Linked DNA regions of Mus musculus: region 2 is linked to region 1. The links are chromatin loops, found by intact Hi-C in ENCODE. Cell type or tissue: heart. All regions are shown on one strand.

The links. Peaks named below come from ENCODE experiments on the same cell type or tissue, not always from the same donor. Only the 100,000 strongest peaks of a DNase experiment are listed, where the experiment ranks them.
Region 2: it touches region 1 in a loop (16-fold over the local background); 12 of 42 quality-filtered maps call a loop at or near these places.

What each region holds. Positions count from the first base shown.
Region 1 is chr10:83,818,303-83,820,802 of GRCm38, forward strand. No RefSeq gene overlaps it. Among named protein-coding and RNA genes, the nearest start is that of 1500009L16Rik, 97 kb to the left of the region's middle. In heart, a CTCF peak has its summit at 1,528 (motif pointing right); a DNase peak (open chromatin) is centred at 1,559; H3K4me3 peaks cover 346 bases; H3K27ac peaks cover 271 bases.
Region 2 is chr10:84,513,043-84,515,542 of GRCm38, forward strand. The region is part of intron 2 of Gm34405 (a long non-coding RNA gene); the gene reads right to left. Among named protein-coding and RNA genes, the nearest start is that of Gm34405, 3.4 kb to the right of the region's middle. In heart, a CTCF peak has its summit at 1,228 (motif pointing left); a DNase peak (open chromatin) is centred at 1,329.

The DNA of each region.
Region 1 (2,500 bases):
TGGCCTGGCAGAAACAAGAGAGAGCCTGCCTTACCAAGGTAGGAAAGGGGAACAGACTCCTGAAAACTCTCCTCTGATCTTGATTCGTGCACAGTGGCAGATGTGCATGCACACACACTCTCTCACACACATACAAGTACGAAATAATGAGAGAGAGAAAGAATTATAGATTCTCCTTGTTAAACTCCGTGGGGGTCCTTTTAGAGAGATGCAAATCCAGTATCTTTGTTTTGTGCTGCTATAACAGACAACCAGAGGCTGGACAATTTATAAAGAGCAGGTCTCTTTGGCTCAGAACTCTGGGAAAGCCAAGCACACGGTGCTTGGACAAGGCAGAGGTTTCAGATGGCGTGAGGATGTGGGGGAGAGGGACAGAGACAGGAGCTTGGGGACAGGGATGACTTAGCTTTTGATCTGAACCTATTCCTGTGATTACCAATCCACTTCTCTGCTGGAGGTATTACTGTATTCCTGAGGGCCAGGTCCCCAGGCCCTAGTCACCTCATAAAAGTCTTCTCTCTACAGTGGCACTTACATTTCAATGGTAGGGTGTGTGTGTGTGTGTGTGTGTGTGTGTGTGTGTGTGTGTGTGTGTGTGATGCAGGGGACAACACTGAGTTTTGTTCTCCAAGCGGTTTGCATTTAAAGGAAAAAAATATCTTTGTGAGGCACAGTGTCTTCACTAGCTTGGAACAGGCTAGACTGGCTGACCAGTGAGCCCAAAGATACAGCCTGGTTTGTGGCATACCCTCAGATCACAGTGTGGACCTGACATTTGCCCAGGGAGAGAAGGAAGGCAGGAAGCTGCTAGGTAGCTTTGAGAGAGCAGGAGGAAATCCCAGGGGCTGGAGGGAGTTAGGTAGGGGAGGAAGGGAGGAGGGCAGGTTGCTTGCACATGAAGTGAAGGAGTCCTGAGGTCAGCGTGTGCTTTGATATGCTGATAGGCGCCACTGCAATCCATACATCTTGGAACCTACAAAACAAAACAAAACAAAACAAAACAAAACAAAACAAAACAAAACAAAACCTCCCTTTGGGTCTAGAAAGCTTGTGCCCAGTTGCTGGCTGAGTAGCCCCAGGAGGGCAAGGCTTAAGTTTAGGTGCTGCAGAGATTCTGAGGGTGTGGCAGCTGGTTGTCAGTCAACCACACCTTCCCACAAAGCTCTCCCAGGGATATCTCTGCATCTGCATTAACACCGCGGGGCTATTGTTGGAACTGTGGATGGACCCAGAGAGGGCCGCACAGCCAAAAATGAGTCAATTCGCTTCCCCTTCCCCAGTAATTTCGGTTAGCTGGCAGATTAAATATGGAGGATACCTGTCACAGGACAACAGTGTTGGTACGGGGGATTCTGGAGAGAGGTGGCCTGTTTCTGCCAAGACAAGTTACCTAACTTTGCTGGAAGTCAGATTTATCCTCTGAAAAAACAAAAAAGGAGGATACTAACAGTTTTTCACTTCGTGGGTTGTGGGAACGAGATGAGATAATCCATCACAATGGCTATTATGCTCAAAGTGGGCTGCAGGGGGCAGCATCCTCACAGAAATGTAAGGAAACCTGGCGTTCAAAAGTACCGCACAGTGATACAGAGAGGATCAGCAGCATCACCGATATAAAGAACCTTACCGGTGGGTGGGCGCAATTAAGCAATTTCAAGAGAAAGAGCAGAAAATTTCAATCAAAAGACCCATGCGCACTTTACAGTGAGCACGAGAAAACAAGGAAGGCTTCCCTCTAGGAGCGGGACTACCGCGCTGCTGCTTTGGACATGCCTTGGTGAATCCCCGAACACAGCACAGGTTGCAACTAGAGACCAAGTGTCCTGAGAGAAACTGAGAAGGGAAAAGCTTTGGGCTTGCAGGACATGTGGGGCCGGATGCCAGTACAGTCCCTCACTAGATAGAAGACTTTAAACCGCTTGGGTCATGTCAGAGTTGGATGCTGACAACCTTTTACTCAAAAGGTCAGAGCACAGGACCAGCCAGAGACAGGCGGCCATTACTCTTCATCTCATGCCAAATGTCCTAGTGCCCCTTTTGATTTGCCCTGCTTTCCTGAAGGACACTTCCCTAGGTTCTCTGGCTTTTCCCAGAACCTTTAAAGCACCCATCACTACTCTTGAGTATGATTGGGACTCTACCTCCTGGACCCCGTAGGCATATCATTAACCATCACTAAACAAAGTCCCTACAGTTTGCCACATACTATTTTGTTTTACGCTGTTTTCAACACAACCGTTGGAACCCCCAATCTTATTCTTTAGCCCCTTTCTGCTTCTCTCTGGATTTAAAGAATTTCTCACACCACAGATGAAAACAGACCTTCTTTGTCATGGTTAACTGGCAATGCCCTGCACAGATGTGCCAGCGTGAAAGAATTTTAGGGCTGATGGATGGGTGGACTCTGATATTTTTTGTTGTTGTTGTTGTTGTTGAGAAAACATGGTGGAAGTGCCCTCTGTGTAGCTTGCTGTCTGTGGCGGCAAATGGTTCACTAGCG
Region 2 (2,500 bases), 690 kb after region 1:
TGTGGGGTAGGTGTGGCCTTGGTGGAGGGAGTTTATCACTGGTGATAGGGTTTGAGGTTTCAAATGCTCAAGCCAAGTCCAGTCTCCTCTCTCTGTCTCTCTTTCTCTGTCTCACTCTCTCTCTTCCCTCCCTCCCTTTCTCCCTTCTTCTCTCCCTCCCTCCCTCCTTCCCTCCCTGCTGCCTGCTAATCCAGATGTAGAACTCTCAGCTACCTCTCCAGCACATCTGCCCACACCTGCTTCCTGCCATGGCCATAATGGACTAAACCTCTGAACCTGTGAGCCAGCCCAAAGTGAAATGTTTTTCTTTATAAGGGTTGACATGGTGTCTCTGCACAGCAAAAGAAACCCTAAGACAGGTAGTTACTGTCTTCAGTTGTATACCCACAGTAGGGTTCAATATAGCCACGGATCACCCTGGTTAAGCTCAGAAAGTCACAAAATAAAGCAAAAGAATGAGAAGGGAGGAAAAAGACTAGGAAGAGAAGAGAGGAAAGGGCAGCAGAAACGAGAACGGATTATATACATGTATGAAATTGTTCAAGAACAAGCTTAGTGAGGGTTTCCCAAGCAAAGATGAGAGATGCTGGGGCCGTCGGGGCTAAGCCTAGACTGCCGACCTCACTTTCCGTCTCTGCCAAGGGACACCCCAAAGCCACCACAGGCTTAGCATCAATCCACTTTTGGAAGGAATGCCCGTCTCCAAAGAAAGCCACCCCTACTATTACAAACTGCAGAGATGGGGAACCACCAGCGTGTGGTGTTGGCATCTTTAACGGTGTCTTTGGGATTAAGCATTGGTCACCCCAAGAAAGGCCAGGTCACAATCTCATTCCGAACTCTCAACAACTTGGGGGGGGGGCCTTTGATAACCCTCCTAACTCAAACATGTGATTCTGGGGGAGGCCATTCAAGGGTTTTCCCCCCTGTTGGGCTCACTTAAAGAAAGTTGAGCCCCGCACAAATAAATTTCCCAGCTACACCTACTGCTTGGCCTTGTTTCTTATTTCCTTGGAATCCTTGACTGACTCTGCTTTGTTCTCTCCTGTAGGGATTACAGAATTCTCCACTAGAAGAGATCATGAGGAAAATTGGGGCCAAGCTTCATATCTGACAGGTAACAAAGATTTCCCAACAAAAAACAAAGATTTCCCAACAAAATGATCGAGAACCATCAAGGCCAGCTGCCTGGCCCCAACCTGTCCTCTGCACCACACTGCCCTCTCCTGGACACATATGGAAACAACCACTGGGAGGCATTTGATTTGTGGGAGTCTTGCCTAATGAAGGCTTCCTTGGGGACTAGTCATAAGTGTTGTCTCCAAGCTGTCTCTCTGCAGACTTCCCTCCCTCCTGTACTCCTTCTTGCTTACTGGAACCCCAGTTTCCCTCTCTGAAGTATGAGAAGAAGATAAACGACGCCGGAAGCTGGTAAGAAAGAACACAGAGGCCAGGTTGGGCTGAGGGAGGACCTGCCTGTGCCTGAACTCTTAGCTAGAAGACGCCCCCTCCACACCCCCCACCAACAACAGTGCAACAAGAAAACCCAAAGCTCTTTGATGTATGAAGCTCTGACATCACAGGCCTTAAAAGAGTCCCGCAAAGCTCAAAGCTTCCATTCTTCAGGGTAACAATTTCCATGTATTCATCTCAGAAACTGCAAGGATCAAAAACAAAAAACAAAAAAAACAAAAAAAAAAACAAAACAAAACAAAAAAAAACAAAACAAAACAAAAAAACCTCCCAGTGCCTTCAGGAGCCAGAGACCTAAATGGGTTAAGAGATCAGTGAGAGTGAGTGGGTGGGAGCCATGGACTCTAGAGGCGACAGTTTGCTACAAGCTTTGTTTCCCCAGCTCCCAGCATTCCCAGCACTGTGGCCAATTGTTACGTCCCAAGTGGAAAGATTTGAAAGTACTTCAAACCTTACACCAACGCCATGAAGTAAGTAGGTGTCGCCGGCTTCACATCCATTTGTTAAGTGGGGAGACCCAGGCATAGAATACAAGAAGTGTTTCCACGGGCAGACAGATTGGTAGGGGTGTGGCTGGAGTTTGAACACAGAACCCAATTTCCTAACTGCCAATATGGGGTACACAGGATGAGCTTGAAGGCTCGGATCCCGGGTGCATTTTAGGAAACAAATTTTTTATCAGAGACAACCCATTCCCCTGGCCAATCCCCTGAGCTGTACAACATGTGTCCCACCCAGGGTGTGACATTTAACACATGCACAATTTGAGAGGTTATCACCGAATACTAATATCCCAATTTGGCTTACCGGTCTAAAAGTCTCTCTGCCTGACCTTCCAGGCTAGATGGATTGGGGAAGAAGAAAGCTCCTTAGAGCCAATGTTCCAAAGATTCATATGAACAGACCTCTTCATCATTAGGTTCTCAAAGGGAACTAATTAGGGGTGTGTGTGTGTGTGTGTGTGTGTGTGTGTGTGTGTGTGTGTGTGTGCTGTAAAGGTGTTTATAGCACAGAAAAGTGCACGTGT